2 separate regions of the Homo sapiens genome follow, and region 2 is linked to region 1. Evidence: chromatin contacts called from ENCODE Hi-C or POLR2A ChIA-PET data. All regions are on one chromosome and are shown on one strand. Each heading gives the region's core, a stretch centred on a gene start or an enhancer-like site at or near the end of the contact. The rest is flanking DNA. Distances are from core to core; before and after follow the strand shown. Region 1 overlaps LOC100288254 (a long non-coding RNA gene). Region 2 has its middle 35 kb from the start of SMIM23.

What was found. Hi-C counts contacts between places; a loop is a spot of excess contacts on that map. ChIA-PET counts read pairs that join two places held with the same protein, here RNA polymerase II (POLR2A). Pooled maps may share reads with other maps.
Region 2: a loop to region 1 is called in a pooled map, with 2.4 times the contacts of the local background. The contact joins two enhancer-like sites. A Hi-C loop is called at or near these places in 2 of 50 pooled maps. POLR2A ChIA-PET finds 5 or more read pairs at or near these places in 2 of 52 experiments (activated CD8-positive, alpha-beta T cell and activated CD8-positive, alpha-beta memory T cell).

Annotation. Positions count from the first base shown.
Region 1 is chr5:172,291,802-172,295,259 of GRCh38, forward strand. The region is part of intron 1 of LOC100288254 (a long non-coding RNA gene); the gene reads left to right. Among named protein-coding and RNA genes, the nearest start is that of UBTD2, 9.8 kb to the left of the region's middle. Within about 2 kb of position 1,835, at least 3 of the 41 ENCODE cell types and tissues checked have a DNase peak (open chromatin) inside an H3K27ac peak, as active enhancers do.
Region 2 is chr5:171,748,439-171,752,247 of GRCh38, forward strand. No RefSeq gene overlaps it. Among named protein-coding and RNA genes, the nearest start is that of SMIM23, 35 kb to the right of the region's middle. RefSeq lists an enhancer at 2,139-2,638. Within about 2 kb of position 2,217, at least 3 of the 41 ENCODE cell types and tissues checked have a DNase peak (open chromatin) inside an H3K27ac peak, as active enhancers do.

The DNA of each region.
Region 1 (3,458 bases), core at 585-3,084:
CAGAATCATAAACAGCTCTTTTATTTCTATATTAAAATGATTTTTGTGGCATATTTAGCAATTTAAAAAAATTGTTATTTTAGGTTTGGGGGTACATGTGAAGGTTTGTTACATAGGTAAACACGTGTCATAGGGGTTTGTTGTACATATTATTACATCACCCAGGTATTAAGCCCAGTACCCACTAGTTAGCTTTTCTGCTCCTCCCCCTCCTCCCACTCTCCCTCCTCCAGTAGACCTGTGTCTGTTGTTTCCTCCTTTTTTTTCTTTCTTTCTTTTTTTTGAGACAACGTCTTGCTCTGTCACCCCTGGAGTGCAGTGGCATGATCTCAGCTCACTGCAAACTCCGCCTCCCAGGTGCAAGTGATTCTCCTGCCTCAGCCTCCTGAGTAGCTGGGATTATAAGTGCTCACCATCACGCCCGGCTAATTTTTGTATTTTTAGTAGAGATGGGGTTTCACCATGTTGGCCAGGCTGGTCTCAAACTCCTGACCTCAGGTGATCCGCCCGCCTCAGCCTCCCAAAGTGTTGGGATTACAGGCTGAGCCACCGTGCCTGGCCTGTTTCCTTCTTTTGTTTCCTTCTTTGTGTTCATAAGCTCTTACCATTTAGCCCTTATAACATTTTGTTCTAAATTATTGCATCTCTGGTTATGAATATTTGCCTATAATTTTTTTTTGAGACGTAGTTTCGCTCTTGTTGCTTGAACCGCCTCCCAGGTTCAAGCACTTCTCCTGCCTCAGCCTCCCAAGTAGCTGGGATTATAGGCATGAGCTACCATGCCTGACTTTTTTTTTTTTTTTTTGAGACAGAGTCTCGCTCTGTCACCCAGGCTGGAGTGCAGTGGCATGATCTCGGCTCACTGCTCGGCTCACTGCAACCTCTGCCTCCCGGGTTCGGGCAATTCTCCTGCCTCAGCCTCCCGAGTAGCTGGGATTACAGGCATGTGCCACCAAGCCTGGCTAATTTTTGCATTTTTAGTAGAGACAGGGTTTCACCATGTTAGCCAGGATGGTCTCGATCTCCTGACCTCATGATCCACCCACCTTGGCCTCCCAAAGTGCTGGGATTACAGGTGTGAGCCACCGCACCTGGCCCTAAGTTTGTATTTTTAGTAGAGACAGGGTTTCTTCATGTTGGTCAGGCTGGTCTCGAACTCCTGACCTCAGGTGATCCACCACCTCGGCCTCCGAAAGTGCTGGGATTACAGGCGTGAGCCATTGCACCCAGTGTCTATAGTTCTTTTTTTCCTTAAAGGTCTTTGTCCACTTTTTGTATCAGGTATTATTTTGATTTTATGGAAGAGAAAAGGAAACTCTAAAGAACGGAGGAATGCAGATAAGCAGCAGCAGCAACCCTAGGGCTGAGACAGTGCACTTAAGGAAGAGGCCCTTCTAGGGCTGAGAGCCAGTGCCCCATTGCTGGAGGGGATATGGCCTTGGCTTGGTGAATGGCAGAGAAGTTCCTCTTGTGCCACACCAGTGGAAGTTGCTGGAAATCCCTTCTCTAGGACTTGCTGATAATATGCCCTGTAATGCTGAAAGGCTGTTTATAGGAGGTACCCCACTTAGAGCCATTCTGCTGTGAAACTACCGGGTACTACGAAGTACCTGGAGAAATTGCTCATTGCTAGGTGGTGTAGGCTTCTGCATATTGCAGGATCTGGGCCTTGGAGAAGCTGCCCACCACCTCAGGAGCCTGGTGCTGGAGCAACATATATACTGAAGGAGCTATGCTAGAGAAGCTTGTTTGTGCCGCAAAAGCTGGCCACTTAGAAAGGCTGCACACAGCGCAGGAACCTGGCACTGGAGAAGCCACCCAGGCTGTGGAAACCTACTGAGTGAGTGAGCCTCCTGCAGTGTCTCTCCAGTGCCCTCTACTGTCAAAGCTAAACATTGTGCCAGCTGGCAAAGAAACAATATTTAAAGGGCCCATATTCATTTTCACAGAGCAGGCAATGAAGATTGAGTTTGCATCTGAGATTCAACAATTTGATAACTGGCATAATGTTCTACCTGAAAACTTTAAAACCTGTGCTTCACAACTCTTGGATCTAGGGAATTACAGAAATTAAAGAATTGCTACAAATCCAAATCTATGGGATATATGTAAAGCACATATCCCCAGAAAAACTCATATATCAAAAGAAAATTCATAGCCCTGTTAAAATTTTTAGACAAATTACATTAAAGCAGAATTTATTTAAGCAAAGAATAATTCATGAATCAGGCAATCCTCAAAACCAGAACAGGTTGAAAGATTTGTAGCCTGCAATGTGGGCAGGCAGCACTTATGAATACTTCAGGTGATTACAGCTCAGCATTTGCTTTATTTGAACATGGTCTAATCAGTTGCCCAACTGTGATTGACTGAGGCTTGGCTAGTGTGACCGGCTGAGACTCAGCTACTGTTACAAAAGTATACTCCTAAGTTAGGCTTGTAGTTCGCTGATGTACTAAGGTTACAATTTGTTCCATAAGGACTCAAGTACAGAGGCATCCTCAAGCCAAATTTAGTTTAACAATTCCTCCATTTTGGTCAGCCTCTCAATTTTTGAGAGATTGACCTAAACCTTGAGCATTGATGCCACTCTCTGTCACCATTGCAAATGGACCTATTTGGTTTTAGTATGAAATTCACAAGTCACAAAGTCACAGCAGTTGAATAATTCTTGATGTTCTTGATGATCTAATTGAAGTGAGACCACTGAACACTCAATGGATGGCTTCATACAGACATTTAAGATGACATTTAAGATGGGCATGGTGGCTCACACCTGTAATTCCAGCACTTTGAGAGGCTGAGGCGGGTGGATCACCTGAGGTCAGGAGTTTGAGACCAGCCTGACCAACGTGGTGAAACCCTGTCTCTACTAAAAATACAAAAATTAGCCAGGCATGGTGGCGCATGCCTGTAATCCCAGCTCCTCGGGAGGCTAAGGCAGGAGAATCCCTTGAACCCAGGAGGCGGAGGTTGCAGTGAGCTGAGATCGCGCCATTGCACTCCAGCCTGGGTAACAAGAGAAAAACTCTGTCTCAAAAAAAACACAAAAAACAAAAAACAAAAAAACAAGAGGATATAGTGTACTAGGGGGATTATTATGATGACTGTCAGGAGGAAAATACCAAAAGACTAAAGAGTACTCTTCAATAGGAGTCCCCATGAACCAAACAACCAAATCAAACAAGTCAAAGTTCATACAATATAGGCATCTGAGTTCATTTGGTCATAGTCTTTGTTGAGGCACAATGGCAATTGAGGACCATAGTTCACTGTAGAGTGGTCTGATTTAAAGAGGTATCCAGTTTTGTTGTTAGCCTGTTAACACAAGTCATAGTAACCTGAAGACCCACTAGAAGAACATAAAGATTGGAAAACCTTGGAAAAGCCAAGCTTGCCATCCACCATTTAGGATGTCTGCAAGCCAACTGTTGTTTGCTCCTATAAATACATCGTGT
Region 2 (3,809 bases), core at 967-3,466, 540 kb before region 1:
TTAGTAGAGTCCGGGTGACATGCCACACCCTAGCTGCAAGACAGGATGAGAAAGTAGGAGTTGGAATTCTGAGCTCTTATTCCAGGGAATAGACTCTGCACTCACCAAGACTCACAGGAAGGGCATTCAGCTGCTGGGGGCCAAAGACAATGTCAAGCATCTACTACAAGGGGCATTGAAGGCAAAGGGAACAAATCGTGCAACGGTACAGAAAGCGTATGCTTGCCTTGGCTCAGAGCGATGAGATGGTCACTGGGCTCCTTAGAGTATATATTTAGTGCTGAATTCTGCCTCCCGAATTGCCGTTTGGACAGCTTGCCTTTGCATTTCAACGTCTTCTGTCTGCAAGGGCAGACTCAGTTCTTGACAGACCTCAGAAGGCCTGGAGGGGGGCCAAATGCTCCAGAAAGAGTCAAATGCTGCTGAGAAAAAGGAGGAGGTAAGAGTGGTAGAAGGACAGCAGTGGAGAGAGGAGGAGGAAGCGGAGAGCAAGCTCAAGTGTAAAGCCATCACTCTCCTCCAGCCAAAGTTCTGGCTCGTGGCCACCATGCAGATCCCTTTTTCCAAGGCCCAACTCCCAAGAAGAGCAACTTCACCAAAGGAGCCCAGCATTCATAGAAGGTCACCCTTGCTCATGAAACCTACCCTTTCCCAAAAGACACGGAAGTCCTGCTGAGAACAGTTCTTCTTAAAGGGCCAGCTGCCTCCAGTCCAGTCCTCTAAGGCCAAGGCCTTCTCTCATGTGATGCTCAGGGAAGGGGCAGTGACATCTTCTCTAGCTCCTCATTCCTCCCCCAGCCATTAACAACCTGACTAGAAACCCTCCCCCAGGCTCTGGTCCACAAGAAGCCAAATTGAACTAATGTCAGATGGTAGCAACAGCATAGCCAGAGCCCCAGCTTTCTGCTGGAAAGATGTGAGGCTGCTCCAGCCAGGGCAGTGACCCATCAAGCCTCTGCTCATTCTCCCTGCCTTGGAGGGCAGCAGCCATGGGGGCTGGTTCTCAGAGATGCTGAGGGACAAATATCAGACAGGGCTGGAGAGGGTGGGGATGACCAGAGAAGGAGGCCTGAGTTCAGAGTATTGGCTTTCGTCCCCGCAGCCACTTGACCCCAGCTACTCCTTGTCCCAGTGCCCTGTCTTTGCTCTTGAAACAGCAGTCTGCACAGTGGTCTGAACCAGAAACCAGAAGCCACCCTCAGCTCCTCCCTCTTCCACAAACCTAATACCCAAACACCTCTCAGACCCATCACTGCCCTCCCTTGCCTCTGCCATCACCCCAGCCCAGACCAACCCCACAGACCCCACGAGGCTCTGGCCTGAGCCGCCTCCTAACCTTCTCTGCCTTAGTCCCTGTGACTCCCCTTCCGGTGCCCAGACCTCCGGCCAAGCAGCTGACCTCAGTGGTCTCTAGTTTTGCCATCTCTAAATGATCATCTCCATGGTCCCAGAATGGTGGGCAATTTTTCCTGTGGTCCTAGCAGAATGCTCCTGTACAGGAAAGCGCTGAGATTTCTCTCTATTCACCTTAAGGTCTTAATTCCCAGACTGAGGCAATTTTACCAACCCAGGAGACATTTGGCAATGTCTGGAGAGTTTTTTTGGTTGTCACAACTTAGAGAAGCATGCTGCTGGCATCTAGTGCATAGAGAGCAAGAATGTTGTTAAAAATCCCACAACCCCTGCCAGTGAAGCATTATCCCACCCCAAATGCCAGCAGTTGAGAAACCTCACATAAAGGTGAAACTGTTCAACTCACTTCCTGGTGGCCCCTCCTAGGCCTCCCAGAGACCGCCACAAAGGTTTGCCCACCAGCACTCCCATCATCCCCTCTCTCGGGCCCTGAGTGTTCCGCCTGGGCCATCACCCATGACTTTCAGGCCTGGGCATCCCCTCCAGGCAGGGAACATGGATGTCCCAGCCCCCAGCCTCACCGCCACTAGAGGTCCTCCTAGCAGGGCCTGTGCCACCTTGGCAGCCCTCCCAGCAGATCCTGGGAGACACGAGACCCAGTGACTCTGACCATTCAGAGACTGGTCCTTCTCCAAAGAGACTGGAGAGGCAAGCGCCTTCGCTGGTGCCAAGAAGAAGGGCCAGGCAAGGGCCTCTCCCTGGGAGTCACTCTGCTTTGGGCAAAAAAATACGCTAAACAAGAACAAAGCCTGAGTCATTCCTTCTGTCTCCTAGGGCCCAGTGTCACACTCACTGCCAGGAGGGTTAGCCAAGGTTGGGGCTGCAGATGGCTGGGGTTAAATGCAGGAAGCTGGGACAATGCTGGCTGGAGCCACCTCCTAACCTTCCCTGCCCTACCCCCTCTGGTTCCCCTTCAGGCGCCCAGCCCTCCAGCCAAGTGGCTGACCCCTGGTTCTGCCTTCCTGCCTCCAGGCCTTTGCTCACAGCAGGCCCTTCCACTGGAAGGCGTGACCCCTGCTAATTCTACACATGCGGATCCTACCTATTAGGTGCCGCCAAGGAAGGCCCCTGAGTCCCCTCCACTAAGAGATAACATAGCATTTTGAAGGCATACGTTCCCCTTGGTTTCTAGTTACGACTGTTCATACATCACCCTTCCTAATGGACGATGACATTCCCAAGGGCAGGAGATGTCCCATTACTCTCTTAGCCATTGATGCCTAGTACAGGGCTGGGCCCACAGGAGATGGACAACTAGTAGAATAAATATGCCACCTCAGCCATGATCCCTCCTTCCTCTTAGCTTTCTCGTGAGCTCTTCCCTCTGCCTGGAACACCATTCCCACCACCCACCACCATGGTCCGTCTCCCCTTACTGGCTTAAGAGAGTCGCTTCCCTGAAGAGGCCTCCCCAGTTCCCTGGCCCAGGTAAGTGCCCTGCAATATGAACCAATAACAGCTGTGCATCTTTTTTTTCTTTTTTTCGTAGCTTTTGACACATTGCAATTAGGCACTCACCTAACCACCTTCTACTTAGGGAGTTTCCCTGCATTAAGAAACTCTCTCTAGTCTCTCCCTCTGGGTAACGTGAAACTGATGCCCAGAGCAGGCTGAGCACTCATGCCTGCCGAGCCTCAGTGCTCTTCATACTGGGCCCCCTTCCCAACCACATTCCCCTTCCCTTCGTCTTTTCTGGCAGAGCACATATCCCTATAAAGAGGCTGAAAATGCCAGTCACCTGCTTTCCCAGCCTCCCTCGCAGCTGGAACACAGACGTGTGACCAATCCTGGCCAATGAGACCAGAGGAGGAGCAGCTGGGGGCTTCTGGGAAAAGTTTCCTTTCCCTCTTTTTTGTTGGGTGAAATTGTGTCCACTTGTAACAACTGCTAGATGTGGAAGCCATTTTGCACCATGAGCGGAGACACTCCTAATTCTCAGAAGATCGCAGAAAGAAGTCTATGGAAAATACCTGTGACCTTGAGGAGGCTGCTGAGCTACTGCAGCATCTCAAGGGCTTCTCCGTCTCTAGACATCTTCCTACATAAAATAATAAATGTCCTATTGGGTTAAGCTGGTGTTTTTCACACTGTGGGTTGCACTCCATTAATGAGACATGAGATTATATTAGTGGGTCATGATTAGCATTTCTAATAGAATTAAAATAGGAAAGAATAGACAAAAATATTAGGTAGCATCACATAAAGTAAAGGTAAGTGCTGCTTGTGAAAATTTGCTTCAGTTTATACTCTTGCATATGTGCTAAGGGACAATTTAAAATGCGTTTTTTTACTATGCACTGAGAGTTTTTTGAAAGCAAAGCTTAAAACTTGTTTCAGTTAAAGATTCTGTTCCTTGCAGACAAATGCATTATGTCCCATAGAGGTATCCTTCAGCA